2 separate regions of the Homo sapiens genome follow, and region 2 is linked to region 1. Evidence: chromatin contacts called from ENCODE Hi-C or POLR2A ChIA-PET data. All regions are on one chromosome and are shown on one strand. Each heading gives the region's core, a stretch centred on a gene start or an enhancer-like site at or near the end of the contact. The rest is flanking DNA. Distances are from core to core; before and after follow the strand shown.

Region 1 (6,768 bases), core at 636-3,135:
TGTTTCTTGCCTTTCGTGGATAACATAAAGGCACTGCTTAGCCATCAGGCACTGTGTCTGGCTGTAGCAACTATCATTATTGTCATCCTCCTCATGGGCTGTGACATGGGGAAAAAAAATCCTGGCTGCCACTGGAGTGTAGACGGTCCTGGGGTTGCCTCCTCAGAGGCCCTTCCCTGTGTCCTCCCAGGCACTGTCCCAGAGCCACCCTTCAGGAATCCAGGCCCACACCCAGCTCCAGCTGCCCGAGTGGCTCAGTCGCCCAGCGGCCTCTCTGCTGACTGAGGTGAGGTGTAGCCCGGCCAGAGGAAGCAGCTGCCTAGCCTGAGGAAGGTGCTGGGAGGGGCACAGAACTGTGTCTGAACCACGTGTGCTTCGTGCTCAGTGTCTGATGTGGGTGCAGAGGGCAGTAGGGGCAACACATTTCTATATGTTGGTGGCCAACCACCACCAATGTTCCCAGGGTAAAATGGGGGTTCTGTGGGCCAGGCTGCCAGGGAGCAGGCCCCCTAGAGGCCATAGTGGTTGGAGTCCCTGGAGGTCACCCCATGCCTCCACAGCTGGAGTGGCCCAGCTGACTGGGCCTCTCTCTGCAGCTGCTGCAGTTCGAGCCTACCCGGCGCCTGGGCATGGGAGAAGGTGGTGTCAGCAAACTCAAGTCCCATCCCTTTTTCAGTACCATCCAATGGAGCAAGCTGGTGGGGTAAGAGGGCAGAGCGGGTGACGGAAGCAGCTGGCCTGGTCTGGATCGCCTCTCCTCCTTGCCTGACACCCAACCCAGGGCTGGCCCTCTATCAGCGGGCTTTGGGCGAGGAATGGAGGGCACTGTCTGTCCTGCTGGGCTCCCACTGGGGCCTCAGAATTATGGCCACCACCCAGGAAGGGCCAGCTCCTGGAAAAGCTGGAGGTGGGGGCAGTCAAGGCTTGCCCTGCTAAGCAGCTTGAACCATCTACCCATCAGTCAACAGACCCGTTGAGCATGTGGACTCACCATGTTAAAGGTTGCCTTCTGTGGCACTGGCGCTGAGCTGTTGACCACCTGCTGCACCCTACTGTGAGGTTCTGTGACTCACTCACTGCCATGTTGTGCCCCACTCAGGACATCTCTGGAGACTCATCTCAGGACACTGATCCACTGGCTCAGTGGACCCAAACCAGACTGTCCTGGCTAGTCCTCTTAGTCACACAGCGAGTAGGCCTCTTCCACCAGAAGCTGTTCGTGCAGCTGGGGAGGCCCAGAAGCAGGGATGCCATCTGTTGTGCAGGGAGGGATGAGGTAGGGGACAGGATGACCCCCACCCCCACCCCCCCACCCCCGATTCCTGACCATGCCCCCTATCTTGTGATTTCAGACTTGGGAGAGCAAAAGGGAGGGGAAGAAAATAAGAGTAATGGGGGGAGGAAGGAATGCATGGGTCTGCCCCTTAGAGCAAGTCTGAAACCAGAATCAAGAGTCCTCCTCCCCAGTGGGCCTGTGTGGGGGAAGAGGGGCAGCCTGCCCCAGGGGTGCAAGAGGACAGCAATTCAGCTTCCAGGCCAAAGCAGTTTAGACAAGGTGTGCCCATCAGGACTCCCTCTCAGGCCCTGGCTGTTTACCATGTCACTGCCTACTGTGACTTCATGCCCTTTTGGGATAAGAAACCACAAAACGCATGGAACAACTATCCATGGCTCTTAGCCAGAAATGTCTTGCCTCTGGTCTCTGAAAAGCTGGGGTGAGTGGTTACCTCAAAGACAATTGCCTCCAGTTTGGGGGCTCCTCTCAGGGTTCACCCTGTCACCGGGGCGTGGGACCGACCTGGGAAATTTCCACTAGAGTTTTGCCCTCAGCTCCTCCCTGCCAGCATCCCAGTCACCACCAGGTGGCGCTTCTGACACGGTCCACGTGCCTGGCTCTGAAGGCCCAACTGTCAGACCAGACCCCTCACTCATGGTGGGGAGACTTGACTTCCTCGGGCTCTTCAGGAGACTGAGACAGAGAAGACAAGTGAAAGCGCAGCCTGTACATGACTCTCTGTGGTCCACGTCCTGCCTCTCCCTGGGGTTTACACGGCCCCAATAAAGCCTGCTCTGGCCTACGGTGTTCTCGCTTCTTCCATGCAATGACCACGGCTCATTGGGGCAGGTTGGAAGGCTCCCCTGTAGAAGCTCCAGAGTGAAGTCAAGAGCGAGCTTGGGGCTGCCAGGAAGTAGGACGCAGGGCTGGTGGTGAGCAGCATGCCATGTGGGCCTCAGGGGAAGGGGTGGGGTCGGGGAGGACCAGGTTCTGTGGGGAAGAGGATGAAGAAGCCTTGGAAGAGGCTCATGGTGCCTGGGGGAATACCAGTTTCATCCTCACAGTGACCCCTTGCAACAGACGGTAGCTCCTGAGAAAACTGAAGCTCAAAAAGGTTAAGGACACAACCTAGCCAGAGTTGCAAGTTAGTGTTCCTTCTGCTACTCTCCCTAAGTCAGGCTGGACCACTTCCAACCACCGCTTCATGAAGCACAAGTCCCTTCTGGAACTTCTGTGCTTCATCCACCCAAAGCTACACATCTGACACTTTGTTGGGCCCTGAGTTTAGAATACTGTGGGTCCCAGCTCTTACAGTCGACCTCCTTTCGATAAAATGGGGTAAATAATGCCTATTTTGCAGGTTTACCAGATAGATAAATTAAAGCTTCTAACACCAAATCCTGTTCTTCCTTTCATTCAACCTAATTTGTTTTTCTATCTACTAGAGCTCTAGTTCTACTCTCTGGGACCCACTTCCCTCCTGTGACAGACCTTCACAGAGGGATGGCCTCACTGCAAGAGCTCAGCAGACAGGGACTCTGGAAAAGACAAGGCTGTGTTTAAGCCTGGACTCCATCACACCTGCCACCTGCAGTCTAGGTTAGCTACCCACCCTGTACACTCACGCTCACTGACCACTGCTCCTAGGTCATCAACCCTCACCTGTTCATGTGTATTGACCTTGAGCATCTTGGTCCACAAGGCTATCAAATCCAAATGAAATGAGATGCCCCCACTCCTCCCAAATCCATCACTGAAATAATGTAAGCCCACACAAAAAATGCAAGTCTACTGGTGTTTTGAAAGGGCTTCACAAAGATGGTGACCCCAAATTCTCTATTCTAGAGTATGGCTTGACAGGCTCAAGGAAGGTGGGGCACTAAGAGACTATGATGCTTTATGGAAACAAAACAAAAAACATCCTAAGCCCCCCAACCATCTGTATGGACCCCTCGTCTCAGTCAAGGGTATTCCAAAGTTAACCTGAAACGCTAGTTCGGGCCATGGTGGGAAGAGGGAGCCAGCCATTCCTCATTATACTCCCCTCCCTTTTGGAATTACTGTTAAAACAGGCTCCTTAAGTCTGATGAGAAGCATTTACAATCTATTTTCTCTGAAGCCTGCTGGCTGGAGGCTTCATCTGCATAAAACCTTGGTCTCCACAACCCCTTACTGTAACCCAGACATTCCTTTCTATTGATTCCAGGTCTTTAGATAATAACTCTTTCAACCAATTGCCAATCAGAAAATCTTTGATTCTGCCTATGACAACATCCCCAGGTCTTGAGCTGTCCTGCCTCTCCAGACCAAACCACTGTACATCTTACATGTACTGACTGGTATCTTATGTCTCCCTAAAATGTATTAAATGTATAAAACTAAGTTGTAGCCAGACGACCCTGGACACATGTTCTCAGGATCTCCTAAGAGTTGTATCACAGGCCATCAGTCACTCACACTTGGCTCAGAATAAATCTCTTCAAATATTTTTACAGAGGTTGACTCTTTTTGGCAACACTTTCCCGGCTGGCAGTCAGGGTTCTACCTTCTGTCAAATTATGAGTGTTAAGTTCCACATAAGGGATTTCTGATTTCACAAAATAAGCAACAGGACCTTGAGTGGCTTTCAATAATTTCAGTGCAACAGTGCTGGGGACTTGTACCACCTCAGTAGCCAAAAGGAACAGATACAGGAACCCTGTTTGAGAATATCTGCCCTTTAATTTGCATTTAAAATCAGTTTCTTTAAATACTTTAGTTACAAGTTCTGAATAGTGAAGACAGAGTAGTAGATGCTGCAGGCACTCAGTATTGGCTCCCACCCCTTCCCCCCTCCCCCACCCCCAGGCCTCACTTCTTGGCTTAAGATACAAAAGGGCACTCTCTACTGGCCCTGGTGTCAAACGTCAGCAGCCTCAGGCCTGGATGCAGTTGGATACAAAGCCATGAATCCCAGTGGCTCCAAGGAATTCCAATGATTGTGCCCAGATCCACGGGCAACACACCTTAGAAATGACCTCATCCGTTTCACCACTAGGTACTAACACCCTCAGGGTGGTTTCCTACCCCAGTCCACGTCCTCCAGATCTGTGTCCTGCAGAGGAAGAGACAAGGCCCCGCTATAACGCAGGAAGGAACAAAAACTGCCTCCTCAGCCCAGGTGCTTACAGCAACTTAACTGAAAAGCTCAAGGCAATGTGAGTCAGTCTAGAGGAGACCTCCCTTCCCTAGTCTCTACCAGGCTCTGGCCCTTCCTCGGGACCACGCTTGGTCCCACTGCCATGATGTGCTAGAATCTGCTCTAAGAACAAGGTGCTAGAATGAGGCCCAGCAACCAGCAAAGGGGTTGGAAAGGGTTGCTACAGCCCCAGCTGTGTGAGATTGTGCCAAGACGAGTCTTCTTGGTGTCAGCCTATGATGGAGAGCGTGAGGGCAGGCCTGGGCTCTCCTTCTATGATGATTACAATGCATGACCTCAGGGGACCTCTGCCCTCTCCTCCCACTCACACACCCAGATCCCCTGGCCTGTGCTTCCTGGAAGAGGTAGAAGAGGCATCTTGAAGTCAATGACAACGGAGAATGAAGGTGCCATTGAAGAAGCAAAGCAGCACCTCTTTGCCTGTGTTCAATCCCTCCACACAAGTGGAATCAAGGGAGAATGTGCACAGCCAGGACAGAGGCTGCTCTGAGCTTGGGAGGCACAGCATCCTCCTAGAAGTCTCTGCAGAACAAACTTTCAAAAGATAGGAACTTAATCACATGGTCCCCAGGGGTTTCTCTATAGTATACCAGCACTAGGGAAAAGCAAAATCATCTTTGCAGAGAGCTGATGGAAGAAAGGCAGGAATATGAATGAGCATCCATTAAGGCTCTCTCTCTTAAGCCTAAGGAATTAAGATATTCGAGGCTATGAGACAGGTGCAGAGAGGGAGAGCCTGGCAGGAACGCCAAGAAAAGACCTGTGACTGCTGGTTACACAGTGCTCTGCTTCCTTGCTTGAGGCCAACAGCATGTGTCTGCCTGTCACCAGGCTAACCCGGGACCCATGAGGGGACAGGGAGAAGACTGGTTTTCAGTTCCTGCATGATCAACTTGTAGGGTGTGTGGGTTCCTCCTAAAGATCCAGGAGGAGGACTCTGGGATCCTCTACCGCTGCCTTGATTTTGCGGAGGAAAGTCACAGCCTCTCTGCCATCAATCAGCCGGTGATCATAGGTCAGTGCCACGTACATCATGGGCCGCACCTCTACCTACAGAGAGGAAAGGTAAATAGGTTTGTCTCCAGCAAGCCACAGCCAGCCTCGCTGAAGGAGATTTAGCACAGCCCATAAGAAAGTTCCTAATTCCAGAGCCTTTCCTATTGATGTTGCCTCTGCATATTTACAGTATTTCAAAGACCAGGACTTACCCTCAGTGCAAAGCTTCCCCACTCAGAAACAAAGTTTGCCAAGAAAACTGTCTTCTCACAACTGCCTTTTATTTTTTAAAAACATACTCTGCCCTCTAACGCATCTGCTGCCTACAAGGAAAGTTTTCCCTTCAGTTCTGGCTGCCTGTACTTGCTTCTCTCTGGGGTTAGAATTTAAAAAAAAAAAAAAAAATTAAGCCAGGGTCTACAAATTCTGGAATTGTATGTGTAGCTGGGTGTATGGGCATTTTCCAGGAAGATCTACAGACTGTGGTTTCACACAGGAGTCAGTAACCCAAAAGGATTCTAAACACAGGAGTTCCCAGAAAGCTTTTTTGATACCAACGTATCTTCTAAGGGCCAGCTCAAGCCCCTTTTAATACTTAATTCTCTGAACTCCCGGGAAATTTACAAGCTTTATCATACAACTTGGCAGCTCACAGACTGACATGCATAATTGTCATCTGTTTCCCAGGGGCAAGGGACCACGTTTCCAACTATATCCCCCACTCCATAGAAGCAAACAAGCCTCCTCAGCTCAGTGGTTCTCAAACTTGAATATGCATCAGGATCATCTGCACTTCTTCTTTAAGTCTGGGATGGGGTCTAAGAATATGCATTTCTAATAAGGTCCCAGATGATGCTGATCCAGACCACAATTTGATAATCAGTGCCTTAGCTATTAGAAACTAAGAAATGGAACTTAGGCCTGAAATTATAGTTAATGTTTTACAATTAGCATTTAGTTGGATTTCCCTTTCATCGAGACCTAGCCACTAGGACCTTAGAAGTGACGGTTCCTACCTTGCCTCCTATAGCCACTGGCCTGTCAAAGATGCCATGCATCCCCAGGATGGCAGACTGAGGGGGGTTGATAATGGGTGTTCCAAAGAGCGAGCCAAAAACGCCTCCATTGCTAATGGTGAAGGTACCGCCATCCATATCTTCAATGGCAAGTTCATTCTTTCGGGCCTAAAAACAGATTTCATAATTGAAATATCAAGCCAACCCAGTTTCCTTCACCTAAAGTCAGTCCATAATCCCAGCGCTTTGGGAGGCCGAGGCAGGAGGACTGCTTGAGGCCA
Region 2 (6,755 bases), core at 3,200-5,699, 58 kb before region 1:
TACAGGTGCACGCCACCATACTCGGCTAATTTTTGTATTTTTAGTAGAGACAGGGTTTTACCTGTTGGTCAGGTAAAACCCTGTCGGCCAGGGTTGGCCAGGCTGGTCTCGAGTGCCTGACCTCAAATGATCCACCCATCTTGGCCTCCCAAAGTGCTGGGATTACAGGCTTGAGCCATCTCGCTTGGTCTTTTTTTTTTTTTTTTTTTTAATAGAGACAGGGTCTTGTTATGTTGCCCAGGCTGGTCTCAAACTCCTGGCCTCAAGTGATCCTCCCACCTCAGTCTCTCAAAATGCTGAGATTACAGGCATGAGCCACTGAACCTGGTCTGTTCTATTTTATTACTTATTGTTGTTAGTCCCTTACTGTGCCTAATTTATAAATTAAACTTTATCACAGGTATGTAGTTATGGAAAAAAACAGACTATATAGGGTTTGGTACTATCCATGATTTCAGGCATCCACGGGGGGTCTTGGAACATATCCTCGATAAATAAGGGGGACTACGGTAAATAAGTAATACTACAGATGGCGATATGGTTCACCTGTGCCCCCACCCAACTCTCATCTTGAATTGTAGCTCCCGTAACTCCCACATGTCGTGGGAGGGACTCAGTGGGAAGTAATTGAATCATGGCGGCAGATCTTTCCCATGCTGTTCTCGTGATAGTGAATCTCACGAGAGCTGACGGTTTTATAAAGGGGAGTTCCCCTACACAAGCTTTCTCTTGCCTGCTGCCAGGTAAGATGTCCCTTTGCTCTTCCTTCATTTTCCATCATGATCGTGACACCTTCCCAGCCATGTGGAACTCTGAGTCCATTAAACCTCTTTCCTTAATAAATGACCTAGTCTTGGGTATGTCTTTATTAGCAGCACAAGAATAGACTAATAGAGATGGTATTTGGATATGGCAAGCAGCATGACTGTGGCACATGGTTATTGATAATTTTGGTCTCTGGGGAGATGCAGACATCCCTAGGAGAAGTGATACCTCCAAGGGACTCTTCTGAGACCCCTGCCAATTGCTGCTTTACTGTCTCCGTGTGATTCCTTGGCTTTTCTTTCTTTTACTGCTGAATTTTCAGCTCCTCAAAGGCTGAGACTGTGTCTTAAGCCTCAGAATCTCTCCCAGTACCCAGCACAGGGCCTGGAACAAGGTAGATGTCATTCAGAAAGTGCTAAGTGGCCAAGCAAGGTGGTTCTGTAATCCCAAGACTTTGGGAAGCTGAATCAGGAAGATTGCTTGAGCCTAGGAGCTTACGATCAGACTGGGGAGCATGGTAAGACTTCAGCTCTGCAGATAAAAAAATTAGCCAGGCATGGTGGTGCACCCCTGTGGTCTCAGCTACTTGAGAGGCTGAGGCAGAAGGATTCCTTGAGCCCAGGAGTTTGAGGCTGCAGTGAGCTGAGCTCGTGCCACTGCACTCCAGCCTGGATGACAGAGCAAGACTCTGTCTCAAAAAAAAAAGTGCTAAGAGGACTGAGATCAGAAGTCAGACTCCATGCAGCATAAGGAACCAGGAGCCTGAGTTCTGGTTCTGACCTCTAACCTTGCTAGCTGTGTGGGCCTGGACAAGTTCTTCAGCTTCTCTGAGTCTCCCTCACCTCATTCATCTGCCTCACAGCGGTGTTTCCAGCACAAAGTATATGAAAGGAGTCTGAAATCATACGTCTCTATAAGAGATTATTAATACTATTATTGGTTGAATCACAAATCTATTGTCACTGAAAATCTTTCCAGTGCAGACAACCAGAAGTAAAAATGAGGAAAAAAGGGAGGTGCTACGAGGGAATGAGAGGCAGGAGGCCTGGAAAGGGGGAATTGGGCCCCTCCTTTACAATCTGATCCGGGTGTGGGATCACCTGCAAACTGCCTGATATGGTTTGGCTGTATCCCCACCCAAATCTCATCTTGAATTGTAGCCCCCATAAGCCCCACGTGTTGTGGGAGGGACCCAGTGAGAGGTAAATGAATCATGGGGGTGGGTTTTTCCCATGCTGTTCTCGTGATAGTGAGTAAGTCTCACGATATCTGATGGTTTTATAAAGGGCAGTTCCCCTGCACACGCTCTCTTGTCTGCTGCCACGCAAGACGTGACTTTGCTCCTCCTTCCCCTTCTGCCATGATTGTGAGGCCTCCCCAGTCATGTGGAACTCTTGAGTCCATTAAACCTCTTTTTCTTTATAAATTACCCAGTCTCAGATATTTCTTCATAGCAGTGTGAAAATGGACTAATATACTGCCCCCTGTGACCTCAGCATAGGCCTTCCCCAGCACGGGACCCCGGCAATGTCTAATGCAAAAAGCATGGTCTGGCATCATATAACTAGTGTTCAAGTTCCAGCTCAGCCACCTACTGGCTGGGTGACCTGAGGTAAGTTACCCAACCTCTCTGTGCTCATGATTCTCATCACTAAAGTGGGACCAATGCCAACCTCTCAAGCCCGTTGTGAGAAATGAATAAGATCACACATGTATACATGAGCCCTGACATGTAGTAAGTGCTTGGTGAATATGGGTTCCAGGGAATTCTGCAGGCTCCTGGAAGAAAGATACGGAAATGATTCAGGTGCATGATGTCATCTGGAGCATTGAATTCATCATCTGGGAGAACTGGACTCCCCAGAGCTTTCCTGACCTGAAGCTAGAGCTGGAAAGTAAGAGAGTAAAATCACAGATGTCAGTTTCCAACTCCACCTCCATTCTCACCCCACGCCCTCCCACCCCCACCTCATTACACCCAAAGTAGGGGCCAATCCTGTCCCTTAGGATCTCTTGGGCTATAGACTCGAGACCTTGCTCTTTCAGATGAAGGAAGCTGGAGGCAGAGGAGGATCTTTGGAGAAGCAGCCAAGTGTTCTTTGACTCATAGAAGAGTCCAAGGCCCGAGGGGCCAGCTGGAGGTCCACTGTCTGTCTGCTGAAAGCTCTGCTAGACTTTCTGTCTCCTCCACCCCTGGAGATCCAACCATAAGTGGAATTAATCCGGCTCCCCTCTGCACCCCTTGCCCCCAACACAGTTTCCTTCCTGTGCTCCATGGGAGATGAGAGCTGAAAGGGAGGGATGCATCTGGGGAGGCTGGTCTAGCTCAGCTGGACCACAACATCTGTATCCTTAGCTGTGGCCTCCTCGTTCCTGCTTCAAACTGGGAGGGAATGGAAGAGCCCAGTTCTTCCCAGGAAACTGATGTGACTCACTTCCCAGGAGGAGCCATGGAAGAATGCAATCTTTTCTCTATGACACTCATATAGAACCATGGGACTAATTTTCTCACCTTTAGAAGGCAAAAATGGGAAACAGCACATTTTAATAGAAAACTCCAAAATAATAGTGGTTTAAACAAGATAGAAGCTTATTTCTCCAACACATAATAATAATTCTGGATGTAAGCAGGTCAGGGCCGGTATGGCAGTTCCACACAGTTTTCAGGGTACCAATTTCCTTGCAAATAATTCTCATGGCCCAGGATGACTGCAAGAGCTCCTACCATCAGGTTTGAATTCCAGGCAATGTCTGGCAGATAGGGAAGCAGTGAAACATGCTCCTTCCTTTAAAGATACTTCCCAAAGGTCAAGCCCAACATTTTCACTTACACCCAGACCCTAAGAAATTCTAAGGGGTCAGGGATTGGCCAAAACGTAGTTCCAAGGCCACAGCCAGCTCCAAAAAAGGCTGAGAAACAAATTATTTTATCAGGATGACACTGGGTCCCATCCCTCTCCTCCCACGGTCACTGTCTTGATTCAGGCCACTCAGCTCTGCAGTAACCACAGATCTTGTTTTCCTGCCTCTGGGACAAACCCTTCACCTGTCCTCAGTTGTTTCTCCAAAACACACATCTGGCTATATCACTCCCCTGCTCAAGAACCGGCGATGGCTCCCTAGAGCCCTTGGAATAAACTGTGAACTCTCAGTCTGGTCTTCAAATCTCTTCACAACCTGACCCCAGCCAGCCTCACCTCCAGGCATAGCCCTTCCCCTCCCCTGCACACAGTCTAGCCCCATCAGATTCCTAGATGTTCCTCAAATAACCCATACTGTGTCCAGCTTCACTCCTTGACTATAATGCCCTTTCTGCCCTTCTATTCCTCATAAGCTTCAATCCGTCCTGTAAGATGCTACACAAGCATTACTTTCTCCAGGTCACATCTTTCTTGACCCCTTTCCTGCTCCCTCTGTGGGCCTCCTCAGAAGTCTCCCGAACACTCTGTCTTCCACACGCCTGAATGTGCTGGAGAGGACAGGCCACCTGGAACGTGCAGACCTGCTCAGCTGCCTGCAACCACAAGTCTGCGTCAGAGCCCCTGGAAGCTCTTTTTTGCACAGACTTGGTATTAAGCCAATGTTAAGCTGTTCTTCCTGGACTGGAAGCTGCTCGAGAGCCATCACCGTCTTGGTGTCCCCAGCACTGAGCCAGAGCTGGCACCGTACAGGGTTGAATGCAGGAAGAACTCATAGAACACTCAGTTTCTTGTCTCCTTCCTCCTTAGCTCAGGCCACCCCTGCCAGGAGCCTCTGCTCTTTGTCAGGGATGAAATCTGAGCCTGCCACACAGGTGCTCTGGTCCTGTGGAATCACCCACCCTGGCCTCGCTCTCTCTGAAGCACAGAGGACAACTGACCAAGCTGTAACACTCCAAGGGATGACAGTAAAATGGAACAGATCCAGCTCTCCCAGTGTCCTCACCCAGATCCATGCTGCTCCAATTATGAGTTTAGTCCGTACTGTCCCCACTGACCTCCTGCTCCCTAGCAGAGACAGCGTCACTCCCAACAAGCACATTAGCCCCTTGCCATCCCCCAGGCTCCCCGGATCAGGATGAGCACTGGATCTCCTGCCAAGCGGAGACTCCAGACCTTCACCCCAGTGCCAGCTCCGGGATGCCGAGTGACAGCCTTCGGGGCCAGACTGGCTGCCTCCCGACTCTGCAGCCTTTGGACACAGTGTGCAGAGGGTGAGGGGCCGCTTCCTCTGTCTCTGAGACATGGGGGACCCCAAGCCCCTCCCACAGTCGCTCAGGGAAGTCCTTCAGTTACCACCCAGAAAGCAGGCATTGCTTTTTTTTTTTTCCCCATTTGGGGTGGGGAAGTCCCCTGAAGAAGACTTTAGTCACACTGCCACCTTGAAGACACGCTGGGGCATTAAGACCTCCTTCTCCAAGAAGCCTCAGGCCCTGGTCCCGGGGCCCATCTCCTCTCCCTTTTCACAGAATCTTCTAGCAGGGCTCGGATGCCTTCCCTAAGGGAAGGGATGGTCAGGATTCCCAGGCCAGGGAGATCCAATATGTATTTTGATTCCCCACCTTTATATACACACGCACACACGCAGCCTAGCATCATCTTCCCCACCGTTTATGCTCCCTTAGCATTTTGTACCTTGGCTGTGTTCATCAGAGGCTGATTCATAATTATCTGTGGTTGTCTAGGAACTGGGATCACCTCTGTCTCCTTATGTGCCTGGCACACAGAACAGGCCCCATGGACATGGGCACCCTCTTCTCTCTCATCTTATCCCCAGATCCTTCTCTATGGAGAAGGGGGTCTTGGAGGTTGGCTCCTCCCCTTGGAGGGCTGAGAAATAACCCAGAGACTCTCCTGTTCTGGGATGGCTTCCCTGACAGGTGACCAGGGTGGTCTGCTAGGAGCTTGGAGGAAATGTATTTTCTCCCCGAAACAATCAAGATCACTGAAGTTGTTAAGCATTTACAACGTACTGTGCTGCATGATTGGCTTCCTCTTCCTCATTTAAGCCACACAGCCCGCCCCTGAGATGGGTTAGGAAGCTGCAAAGACTTGCCCAAGGTCACACGGCCAGTAAGAAGCAGGATCTTAATCCCTCCCCGACACTGTCTCCTAGGTCAGCCTCAGCTGATCCTTGTCCATTTCTCTTGCTTCTGTTACTTGCGGGCTGCGGGACCCAGGACCTCGCATGAGTGACTTCACCTCTCTTGACCTCCATTTTCTCAGCTGAAATGTGGGCACAATAATACTTCCCTTGAAGGTGGTTCAGAAATTTCCAAGTATTGAGCGTGTTAAGCAGGGAGCCTGCACAGAGTAGGTGCAAATGGCAGGAGCCACCACCTGCCAGCATCCCCCAGGCCTCCCCAGTGGAGTGGGGGCAGAGGAAGTGGTGACCTACTGCCCCCTCTGAGGAGAACCACCCAGCTGTCAACCCGAGGCGGGACCGCCCCGAGCGATCGCAGGCTCTCCATTTCTCCAAAGCCTCCGTTCCTCATCACAGCCAATTAGTTACAAATAGCTTCCTCTCCTCGTGTATCACTTACACAACAGAAAGGGGTGATTGTTCCTGAGGAAGAAGGTCTCCCTGGGCCCCTCTCGCCAGAGCAGCTGAGAGCTGCAATGGGGATGGGAAAGGGGCTTAGGAGAAGAGGGGCACAGTCCCGGGAACTAAGGATGTGGTGGGTCCCAGGCAGGTGGGAAGGGACTGGCTGAGTGTCCACCCCTGGTGGGCAACAGACAGGTAGGGGTCCAAGGCTTAGAAAGGGCCCTGTGTTGTAAGAGCAGAAAATGAAGATAGCTCAGAGGCCTCGCTCCTGAACAGCAGCTCACCAAGCCATCCCCAGCTGGGAAGGGACTGGCTGATTGTCCATCCCTGGTGGGCAACAGACAGGTAGGGGTCCAAGGCTTAGAAAGGGCCCTGTGTTGTAAGAGCAGAAAATGAAGATAGCTCAGAGGACTCGCTCCTGAACAGCAGCTCACCAAGCCATCCCCAGCTGGGGAGGGATTGTCACC

What was found. A loop is a pair of places that touch in the nucleus more often than their neighbours do. ChIA-PET counts read pairs that join two places held with the same protein, here RNA polymerase II (POLR2A).
Region 2: a loop to region 1 is called in a map of endothelial cell of hepatic sinusoid, with 4 times the contacts of the local background. The contact joins two enhancer-like sites. A Hi-C loop is called at or near these places in 1 of 168 maps with a recorded cell type or tissue (endothelial cell of hepatic sinusoid). POLR2A ChIA-PET finds 5 or more read pairs at or near these places in 3 of 52 experiments (H1, PC-9 and activated CD4-positive, alpha-beta T cell).

What each region holds. Positions count from the first base shown.
Region 1 is chr14:74,900,953-74,907,720 of GRCh38, reverse strand. RPS6KL1 (ribosomal protein S6 kinase like 1) reads left to right here. Exons shown (of 12, transcript NM_031464.5): 11 at 191-286; 12 at 597-3,770. The coding sequence ends at 707. DLST (dihydrolipoamide S-succinyltransferase) reads right to left here. Exons shown (of 15, transcript NM_001933.5): 14 at 6,488-6,655; 15 at 3,978-5,525. The coding sequence ends at 5,391. Among named protein-coding and RNA genes, the nearest start is that of RPS6KL1, 19 kb to the left of the region's middle. Within about 2 kb of position 1,885, at least 7 of the 41 ENCODE cell types and tissues checked have a DNase peak (open chromatin) inside an H3K27ac peak, as active enhancers do.
Region 2 is chr14:74,961,710-74,968,464 of GRCh38, reverse strand. No RefSeq gene overlaps it. Among named protein-coding and RNA genes, the nearest start is that of PGF, 9.5 kb to the right of the region's middle. RefSeq lists enhancers at 2,031-3,230, 4,990-5,139. Within about 2 kb of position 4,449, at least 7 of the 41 ENCODE cell types and tissues checked have a DNase peak (open chromatin) inside an H3K27ac peak, as active enhancers do.